2 separate regions of the Homo sapiens genome follow, and region 2 is linked to region 1. A link is a contact called in ENCODE Hi-C data. All regions are on one chromosome and are shown on one strand. The core of a region is the stretch at or near the end of the contact, and the rest is flanking DNA. Distances in the headings are between cores, read along the strand shown. Region 1 holds the start of ARGLU1-DT (ARGLU1 divergent transcript). Region 2 holds the start of LINC00443 (long intergenic non-protein coding RNA 443).

Region 1 (5,613 bases), core at 1,100-3,599:
GTGATTTGCCTTACTTACCACTAGGGGGGGTGAAAGCTAAGTTAGTGACCCGGGCTGCAGGAGTCCAAGGAAGAGAGAGAAGTGGGGGAAAGGCAATGAACATAACGCCAAATAAAGGGAAAAAGAAGAGGAGCGGCAATGCGGGAAGGAAGGGGGAGGAGATTTGCTGGACTCAGGGATGTTTAGGGGTCCGTCATCAATTTCTTCAGATCCCTCATTAGATGGCCCCATAAGTAATGGCAGCTTGGTGGGAGCCTGCCAAGGGCAAGGGACCTTCTGCTTCCTCTGTCATCTCCTCACCTCTGCAGTGAGTGCAGTGAAAAGTCCCAGGTTCCTGTTGAGAACTGGGATTTTTGAGGACTTATCGCCTTTGACCTGTAACCTACTGATAAAGTGCTTGGTTTCATTTTGTTTTCTTGCTTAAAATCTCCTATAATCTCAGTGAGATAAAATGGCGGGGGGGAGGGGATACTGGGCTAGGAAGAGGGAGTGTTGTGTGGGTGCAAATCAAGCCGCAGCGCCCAGCCTCAGTAGAAATCAGCATTGCACCTCCATGCTTAAAAACAATATATCTTCTTCCAAAAGTCATGTCACAGTCCACGTTTCCCAGAAATAGTGGCAAAAGTCCCTGTTGAAATGGATTGTTCATTGTCTGGTTTGAGACACTGACAAGAATAAACCTGCTGAGGCCAGCTGGGCTTTTGTCACTTTGGTTAAAAGCAACATTATTCCAGTGGGAAGGGATCCCGGGAGGAGGAAGGAAGGAGACCAGGAGGAAGGCCACTGGGGCAGAAGGACTGGCCTCCTGGAAGAGTCAGCCACCCAAATTACCAAGTTCAAGGGGCCATCTGATCCACACCAGGGGCCCAGAACTTTTCTCCATGGGAGTCTTTTGTGCCAAGCGAGTCTGAACTCTCCCCTGAAGACAATGGGAAACCTCTGACAATTTTTAATCAGGCAACTGATATTATTATAAAACAGCCATGTCTTCATGCTATCTTACCATTCTAATTCCTAGCATAGCATCTATCCATTCATTCGCTTGTTTTAAATGCCTGTCTTCCGGCTAAAATGTAAGTTCTGTGAGAGCAGGAACTTTGACTGTATTGTTCATCACAGATGCCTAGAAAATAACCTAGGTGGGACACTGCAAACGTTCCATAAATATTTTTCGATGAATAAAGATTCATATTTTAGAAAGCTTCCTCTGGTAGCTTTGTAAGAGCTGTGGATAATGGACTGAGGTAGGGGGGCGGGGTGGAAAGAGAGAGCAGAATTAGACACCAAGGCAAAAAGTAGGGAACATGCACGAATTTAACGCATGTCCACTTCCAAACAGGTTGTGATATTGGTGCTGGGAACTGAAGTACAGAAGCCTGGATCCACAACGTACGAGCCATGGGGACTTCCATACAAGGCATGCACAGGTATCGTACAGATATAGGACTTGGGGGTCGAATCGGGAAGTTGGGGAGGTGATGCAAACAGGTGGGAAGTCCAAAGAGGACTGGTACAAACAGAAGGATAAACCAGTGGGTGGGAATCATGGAGATCCGAGGACAGGGCACAGCATCTGTAGTAGGAAGTAGATGCAACACTCCCCGCAGCCCCATCCCCCCAAAGAAAGGCAGACCCAAGAAGAAAAAGCCTGAGAATAGAAACCTTGGAAGAATAAATGTATAAAAGGGGGCAGACAGATTAAAAGGAGTGAAAAAGGGGCGGTTGTGGCTGCTGTGATGCCCAGGCAGACGCTGTCATCCTCTCCACAGCTGAGAGTGTTGGTGGGTTGGGGGGTGGTTGTCAGGGCTCCCCACTGGGTCCCTTCCTGGAAACGGCTCCCAGCTGAAGACAGCCACCCTGCCCAAGTTCATAGCACCATCCCAGGGGCAGCTGCATCCAATGACTGGTGCACAAAGGTGGGATGCAGAGGCCTGGCCCCTTGCCTCATGGTGATACAGCTCTGGGAGGCCCTCCCAGGTCAGACTCCATGCAAGATTGACCGATTCCTCTGCTGCAACTGCAACAAAGCTCAACATCTCCTTCTGCCCAGTGTTACCGCGTTTACTCCTTTATAGGTATAAGCACTAAGATCACTCCCCAAAAAACTTCTCATGGAAATTTTTACCTGCAAGTCTATTTCCCAGAACTCAACTCAATACAGTTGGTGCCAAGAGTGATCCAAGAAGATGGACTCTGAAGTGGAACTGCAGAGCTGGCTCATCCTCCTGCTGGCTGGCAGTGAAGCCCCGGCCCTGGCTTGCCGGAGAAGTGCAAGTGTCAGAACTTTCACTGGTGATGACCTGGGGTGGGAAAGAGGTGGGAGAGAATACCCTGGTAGATGGCAATCTCCCAGGCTTTTGGGAGTTAGAGAAATTACCAGTCCTGAGAACAATGGACTCTAATGGCTCTGGCTGAGTCACTGGAGGCATTAGAGAAAGACAAAGTGAGGCTCAGGGCTGTGAATCATCATTGAAAGGAAAGTGTGAAAGGGAGAAAGCCTCACTGGAGGCATCGGAAGAGACTCATCTCCTGTAGCAGGAGGACTGAAAAATCTAAGGATAAGGCCCAGGAATTAATTATAAGAATAGCAGCACTTCAAAAAAATTTGAATTCTTAGCTCTGGTTAGTCTGGTTATGGCTATGACAATGTCAGGGGCCTATTAGGGATGAGAGAGACAACAGAATTAATGCTCTCAAAACCTCAACTCTTGAGGTTGGGCACAGTGGCTCACTCCTGTAATCCCAGCACTTTGGAAGGCCCAGGCAGGCAGATCACCTGAGGTCAGGAGTTCGAGACCAGCCTGGCCAACATGTGAAACCTGGCCTCTACTAAAAATACAAAAAATTAGCTAAGCGTGGCAGTGTGTGGCTGTAGTTCCAGCTACTCAGGAGGCTGAGGCTGAGGAGAATCGCTTGAACCTGGGAGGTGGAGGTTGCAGTGAGCCAAGATCACACCACTGCACTCCTGCCTGGGTGACAGAGTGAGACTCTATCTCAAAACAAAACAAAACCTCAACACTCCATTCAGAGCCCTCCGGGCCTACAGAGGTGGCCCTGACCTCCCTGTGAGAGGCTGTGCTCTGCCCTTGCTTGAACATGGTATAGGAATCTCTGCATTGCAAGACAACACAGTGCTCCTCAGGACCCACCCCCACCTCCTGCCTTGACCAGACCCATCACTAGAGTCAAGTGAGACAGCATGTGGAGGGGAAATGCAGAGCCTGCTGAGCAAAGGAAGGAACCATGTGCCTAAAGGCGGCAGGCCAACGTGCAATGGCCAAAGCCAGAGACTCTTCATGGGACTGAATGAGGGGGATGAATCAAAGCAGGGGAAGCATGAAGTTGGAAAATGATGAGTTTATTTATATGGGCACAGTCTACTGTAATAGATGATTTGCCACCCTGGCAAGGACTCTGGGAGATGTTTTCATCACACTGCTAGGATGACTCCTGGAACTTTGGAGAAAATTACAGCCCACATTAAGTAAAGATGAAATGCCACAAGTGTGTGATAGATGATGGAAGAAGAAATAAAACAGATCTTAATCCTTGAGTCAGTTTATCTGACCCAGAATCCACTAATTCAAAGGGAGGTCAGGTTCTCAGGAGCACCCATGGCAAGGGAACACAGTTATGGTTCCAATGGTTCTTTGCCAAATGTGCCTGTGGTCACTTGTTTAAACAACTATACAGTGGAAAAGCAGAATATGCAAACATTTTGAGAAATGCTGGACACAGGGCCTGAGCTGACATTCACACCCAGAGAACTCGGGATTCCTTAGGGCCCTCTATTGGAGTAGGGTGCTTGTGGGCCAGGAAATAAATGGAGTTTCAGCCCTGATCTGGGTTCCAATGGTCCATTTGACTGAAATGCAAGTCAAAACTACAATGAGATATAATTCCACCCTGGTTAAAATGGTTTTTATCCAAAAAATTGGCAATAACAAATGCTGGAGAGGATGTAGAGAAAAGGGGACCCTCTCATACACTTGGTGGGAAAGTAAATTAATACAACCACATTTAAAATACATTTAAAATGTACAAATACATTTAAAAATAACTACAATGGTATAATTGGGTTGTTTGTAACACAAAGGATAAATGCTTGAGGATATGGATACCCTACTTTTCATGATGTGATTATTTCATATTGCATGTCTGTATCAAACTATCTCATGTACCCCATAAATATATATACCTACTATGTACCCATAAAAATTTTTTTAAAAGAAGTGTGTAGAAGCTTTTTGAGATTTGCTTTAATATAATCTAGTTAGAGAAGCAAAGAGGGAGAGTTGTGGTGAATATAAGTGAAAATGAATTGGCCATGATAATTATGAAGTTGAGTAACGGGTACAAGGAATTTCACTTATATTTTCTCTACCTTGTATATATTGGAAATTTTTCATAATAAAAAGTTAAAAAGCAGAAAGGAAGTGGATATTGATAAATACTGTTTAGATGGCAAATAGAAAACCAGGAAGCCAAGGCTTACCTTTCCCTCATCCCACCATCTTCAGCACCAGGAGTATAGCAATAAACGAAACAGGTAGAAAATTTTGGCCTTATGAAGATTATGTTCAAGTGAAGAGAGACAGACAATAAACAAAATAATTAGAACTGGGTAGGTATTTTGTGTACCTGTGTGTAAATTTGCTTCTTCTTCTTTCCTCCCTTCAGGGTACAAGATGTAACCTTTGGAGCATATAACTGGTTCAGTGATTGATAAAGTGCAGAAAATATTATATGGAAGTACTAGGGTCACAGATTCCATATACAAGCTCTTCCTGCACCATGCTGTTAGGTGTCCCCCAATCTGACTATAAAGCAGGAATATAGTTTCCTCCTCTTCAAATCTTGCATGACTTAATGCAGGGAAAGTATCACACAAAGAGAACCGAAACCCAACTATACATTCCACTGGATTGGTTTTTACTGGAGGCTCTGCAACACGCCAGATGGTTAAGCAGCTCCATACCTACAGCCTCTGTCATTCGAGGTGGCTGGGAGGACCAGAGTCTCCCAAGCTATTAATCAAAAGCTCCATTATGTGTCATTGGCTCTGATTGGGTCATGTCTAGCTATTGTCACCAGATGAATACAGTGCACTGACTGATTTAGGACTAGATCTCATGCTCCCTCACTGAACTGAGGGCAGATTCTTGCTCACGGTCATGAACTAATCATGTATGAATGGCAGGACTTGTTTTGACAGTAGAGTTGACAGCAGTTGATGATGAATTTTAAAGAAATAATAGAGGAATGATTTTCAATAGGGGTGTCACCACTCAGAAGGGAGTTTTGAAAATTTATGGGATTATTTCTGATTGTCAAATCATTAAAGGGGAATGACTGGAATTGAGTAGTGAGGAGCCAGAGATGCCAGATATCATGCCAATGTGCAAAGGTGAAATAACCCTTTGTCCTACACAACTTTTGTAAATCTCGTCCAAAATTAGGACTGAATGTATGGATGGTCTACAACCTGGTAGAGTTGCAAAGAAATGTGTTTTCTATGACACTCCATACCACTCTGACCCACATCATAACAAAAAATTCTTTTTATCTATATTTACAAATAATAAGGTTGCCCTTATTTATAAGATTACCATA
Region 2 (5,613 bases), core at 1,401-3,900, 36 kb before region 1:
AGTCAAAAAAAAAAAAAAAAAAAAAGGAGGACACCCTAGTTGGACAAGAACCAATGGATTATGGAAATGGTTTGGATTCCTTCAAACTTCCATAATTACTTTCAATTGTGCAGTTTTTCTGACAGCTGAGATTTCTTAGTCAGGCTTCAAAACCATTAGCATTGCATAATTCTGAGCCAATGAATGCAGCTAGCCAATGATTATCACTCCCCTCTAAAACCTTAAAATCACAAAGAAATATTTCTTTCCCACTTTGTACTTATTTGGAGACAAGCATTTAGTGACCCCAAAACCCAGTGCCCTCTTTATCATGCCCTTTGGTCCGTTTTTGATGGCCAATGCTACCATTTAGAGACAGCCTATTACTATCTCTTTCATTTTATTCATCAAAAACTAAAAGAAAGAGAAGTGAGATGTCTCATTCATGCCAAGTCATATACTTTATCAGAGACTGCATAAGAAAAATATAATAAGCCCTGACATTCTGTCTTTCATTCTCTTCATGAATTAATACATCTATTCCTCTAACACTTAATGAAGAATAAACAATGTGACACAAATCTTTTAAATCTTTAGAAAATTCAAACCTCTCTTTCCCATGGCAGTTTCATATTTCTTTATCATACATTTTACATTGTTCATGGGTGAATAGCACAAATAATATGTTTGAGCTGCATTTTCTTACCATTCCCAAATCTATGTGTTAAAATTGATAAAGAAACAAATATTACCATAAAAGCCCAAGACTCATCTTTTGACACCTGCTTTTCTTCTTCCATGTCACGCCTGCCCCTCTTCAGGTTCTGAAAACTACCCCAGTTAAACTTAGTTTGGGATTGGATATGTCAGTTTCACCATAATATAGATTTATGTAATATAATATGGATTCATATTCTTGTGCTATGTCTCCCAGGCATGTGTATTTTAGGAATAAAAGACATTATGTGCAGTTAAAGCAACTGCGTTCCTAAGAGAACAGCAAAGTGCTTGTCCTAGCCAGCCCCACTGCTTTGTAGAGCAGCACATGCTGAGAAGTCCTTCCACAATGGATGAGAACCAAGGTCACCCTTTCACTTTGTGTTTTTTTTTTTGGTTGTTGTTGTTGTTGTTTGTTTTGTTTGTTTTGAGATGGAGTTTCACTCTGTCACTCAGGCGGGAGTGCAGTGGTGCGATCTCAGCTCACTACAACCTCTGCCTCCCAGGTTCAAGCAATTATCCTGCCTCAGCCTCCCGAGTAGTTGGGATTACAGGCGCCCACCACCAAGCCCAGCTAATTTTTTGTACTTTTTAGTAGAGATGAGATTTTACCATGTTGGCCACGCTGGTCTTGAACTCCTGACCTCAAGTGATCTGCCCACCTCAGCCTCCCAAAGTGCTGGGATTATAGGCGTGAACCACCGCACACAGCCCACCCTTTCACTTTGGAAGTGACGGTGAGCAGCAAATAACCAGGACAAAGATGTGAAAGACAAAAGTGTAAAATACCATCTCTCAAGTTTATGGCCTAGTGGGAGTGAATAAAACAAACAAGTAATTATAGTATGAAGCATAATAATACCGGGGTCAGTAGAGATACAAAATCATTTAAGAGAAAGAAATTCATATTTATTGTGTGACTTCTAAATACTGAGCATTACACATGTGTTTTCAAGAGTTCTCAAAGAGAAATTATTATCCCTGCTGGAAAAATGGGAAAACTAAGGGTAATCAAGCTCATTTCCCCAAGAGTATGTAACAAACAAATAGCAAAGTCAGAGACTGAGCCATGATTTTCTGGCACGCTCTTTCCCCGTACAATGTGCTGGAAACGCAGAAGGGGCCACATCTGACCGAAGCAGCTTTGCAAAGTAACTGGCATTTGAGATGGTCCTTGGCAGACAGGATCTCAAAAGCTGAGTTGAGAATCAAGAGGGAATTCCAGGCAAAGAGATAGGCTTGAACAAACATTGTCGAGATGGAGAATGTAAGACATGTTCAAAAGAAAACATTTTGTCTGAATTTTAGAAAATACAGGATAGTGTAGATGCACTTGGACCTGGACCCAGAATACATGGGTCCTAATCACCACTAGGTCACTGAGGTGTAAGCCCTGAAATTGGGGTTCAATATTAAGTGAGGCTTTGACATCTGATAAAATCAGGCTTCAAATGACCACAAGTTTCCCTCCCCACTCTGCTCTGACAGGTAAGGTCCCCTAGCCAAAAACACTAATTCACCAGGGGACCAGGCACAGTTCCTGCTTATCTTTGGGTAGTAGGTTTTGGTTCCCTGCCAGCCTACAAAATTAGTCATACACCCCCATGAACACAGCCACTCACCCCCATGAACACAGCAAAAACGGGGGCCAAGTCCCCTTCTTGTTACTACAAACCCACCTTTCACAGGCCCTGGCTGTTCACTCTGTTCTTGAACCATCGCGTGGCCCTGTGGGCTGTCCGCTGTCTTCTTCCCTAGGCTGTGAGCATATGTGACAACTAAACTGCATTCTGCCCCACTTTTCTGGGATCCAGCGTCATCTGTTTGGCGATCTTCATAATCCTAGTGTAGGAATCCTTCCCTCAAAACAGCGTGACAAGGAGACAAATAACCACTCTTAGCCATGCGCCTTTGGGGAAGCTGCTTCACCTCTGTGTGCGTCTGTTTCCTCACCTGTGGAAACACATGTGATCATAATGCCTATTTCATAAGTCTCCTATAAGTGCCATAGATGTTCGGTGGCTGTTAATCATGGGTGGCCCTGATATTTTAAAATATTTAATTCTTACCACAAACCAATAATGTAGATATAGTTATTATCATCATTATCATTTTTTACTACCAATGAGGAATTTGAAGCAGAGAGCAGGGACATAACTTGCCGCAGATCCCACAGCTAAGTGGCTGAGCCATAATTGAGATTCAGGCAGTCTGGTTGCCGAGCCTTTATTAGTAGAGAGATGACTGAGAGGTCCCCAAATCCACCCACTTAGTATTGGCGGCAAGGACACCCTGCTTTCTCTTTGCTATTGCACTTACCAAGTTGAATTGTAATTCCTTGTTAATTTTCTGCTACTGTCATTTGAATGTGCATTCCCTAAAGTCAGGGACATAATTCGCTGTTGATTTAATGGAATCTCTAGTCCATTATCTAAAACAGTGCTCAGCCCACTGTGCAGGCCTGGCCACCTCTTCCTGAACAACAGAATGAGTGACTTCTCCATGGCCAGATTCCTGGGGCTCTTCACATTTCTGCTGCTGCTGAGTCTCTGCATGATTTGACTCTGCTGACTGCACTTCTTTGGAAACTAGTCCTGATTTACAAGGTCCTGAATTACTCCCTTGCATTCTCCTTTGAGGCCTTTTCCACCCGTCCCTGGTAGAATTTCTCTAAAGCTCTGTCCTAAGCCATCTTCTATCTATTTACATCCTTTCTCAGGAAACTTGCAGCTATGGTGGAAAGGCTCCCTTTTATGCAGTTGACTTGAAAGTCTGTGTCTTTAACCCTCATTTCCTTCTACAGCCCTAAATGCAAAGTTCCAACTTTTGTCTCTCATCATCCAACCATCCCCACGAATTCAACATGCCTAATGTTAATTCCTCATTAGCCCCACACACTTGCGCTCAGATTCTCCTCCTTTTGCCCCTATACTTGTAAATAATGCCATCATTTCCTTCAACATTCAAGTTGAAAACACAGCATGCCCCCATTAGTAGCAAACCACCTGGAGATTTGATGGGCACTGTGCTTTCTACCCAAGCTCTCCTACCCTGAAACCCTTAACACAGAGCTTCATTGCCTCTTGCTTCCTTAGACTTAATGATTGCCATTAACAGGTTTCCCCACCTCCAGTTTTTCTCTGCGCTTTCCCACCCCCACATTACTGCCTGCTTCGCCATGAGCCAGAATCTCAGCTCTGAACATTGATGGAGGAGTTTGAGGATCAAATTAGATTTACAGTGTATTTGAAAATGGACCAGGAGATAAGAAAATAAAGATAGAATGCAGAGATGACCTCTCCAAAAAGGAAAATGTTGCTAGTGAGGGCAGAGAACATGAGAAATTAAGGGTATAAAGAAGGGATGGTGAGGCCGGGCATGATGGCTCATGCCTGTAATCCCAGCACTTTGGGAGGCCAAGGTTGGCAGATCACCTGAGGTCAGGAGTTCAAGACCAGCCTGGCCAACATGGCGAAACCCCATCTCTACTAAAGATACAAAAATTAGCCAGACATGGTGGTAGTCCCAGCTACTCAGAAGGCTGAGGCAGGAGAATCACTTGATCCCAGGAGGCAGAGGTTGCAGTGAGCCGAGATCACGCCACTGCACTACATACGGCCTGGGCAACAGAGCGACACTCTGTCTCAAAAAAAAAAAAAAAAAAGAAAAGAAACAGTGCCATCTGGAGCACAGGTGAGTGGATTCACTTTGGCCAAGAAAAGCCATGCTGGTTCTAGGTTTAGATTTGAAGCAGAGAGGACAGGAGCAATGTGGAGGCATTCTGAGATGGAGGGATAGCTGAAAGCATGTTGATCAGATGACCTTAATTTTTACAATGAAATGAGGTTTAATTTGTATGATGACATAGTGGAAGGTGTGGGTAAAATCAAGGACTTGAGAAAAGTGGAAAAAAAAAAACTAGTGTAGATAGTTTGAGGAATCTACCGAGATATGAACATGAAAATAATTCTGGTGTATGTGATCTCTTTTCCAAATTTCGAAGCTTAACTTGGTTGGTGGGATAAGTATGATACTCCAGGCCAGTCCTAGTTCCTCTACTCGGTTCTCAAACACTCCAGGAAGGCTCTGTATACACCAGGTTTATGTTAAGCCCTAGAATACTGAGCTAAGCTCGTGCCAGAATTTTCATGGGAAAAGATATAGCAAGAGTTGTTTATGACATAAACAAGCAGTTTGCTGCTTCCCACATATTAGGGAAACAGTTGGATTACACATCAGGGCCTGGAGACTTTAAACAATACTGCCAGGAAGTTAATGGAACTGGAACAAGGAAATTACTGTGACTCTGCACTCCATAAAATAAAGAAATGAATAAAAGTGCAATTTATCACTGGAGAAACAATGGAAGCTGAGCTGATAAAATAACCAAAGAAAGTATACGAACAATGTGATCTTGCTGGAATGGAGTCGATCATTTTGTGTTGAAGATTAATACTTCTCTCTAGAACTGCATAGGCGATCTAAACTTGGTGGGAGGAAAGGTCATTTTATAGCGCCTTTCTGACTGTAACTCAATCACCGTGTGTGTAAGTGTTATGGTATCTAAACCACATGAGTGAAGAATATATGTTGTCTCCTTTCAAAAGACCACTTTATAATTTTTTCATGTACATTTATTGAGCCTATCTCAATCTAAGTTAAGGGAGTCAAATAACAGAGTCTGCCTAGGAATTGAGTTATTGTTTTTGAAATTCTGTAAAATAAACTGTTTTTTTCTAACAGATAATTAACATTTCATGGAGTCTGGTTCCCTGCCTATGGGGAGCGGGCTGACTCACTGAACCACAATGGTATCGCCAGTTCCCCTCCCACCGACAGAGCGGTTTTGTGAAAGGCTAACGAGGTGGCCTTCGACAAAACTGCAAACAGAGCAGTTTCTCTCTTGAGCTCTTGGTT

The links. Hi-C counts contacts between places; a loop is a spot of excess contacts on that map.
Region 2: a loop to region 1 is called in a map of endothelial cell of umbilical vein, with 3 times the contacts of the local background. The contact joins the promoter of LINC00443 here to the promoter of ARGLU1-DT in region 1. A Hi-C loop is called at or near these places in 2 of 168 maps with a recorded cell type or tissue (endothelial cell of hepatic sinusoid and endothelial cell of umbilical vein).

What each region holds. Positions count from the first base shown.
Region 1 is chr13:106,614,546-106,620,158 of GRCh38, reverse strand. It overlaps ARGLU1-DT (ARGLU1 divergent transcript), which reads right to left and starts at 2,349. Exons shown (of 4, transcript NR_051977.1): 1 at 2,126-2,349.
Region 2 is chr13:106,650,917-106,656,529 of GRCh38, reverse strand. LINC00443 (long intergenic non-protein coding RNA 443) reads right to left here and starts at 2,650. Exons shown (of 3, transcript NR_047026.1): 1 at 2,376-2,650.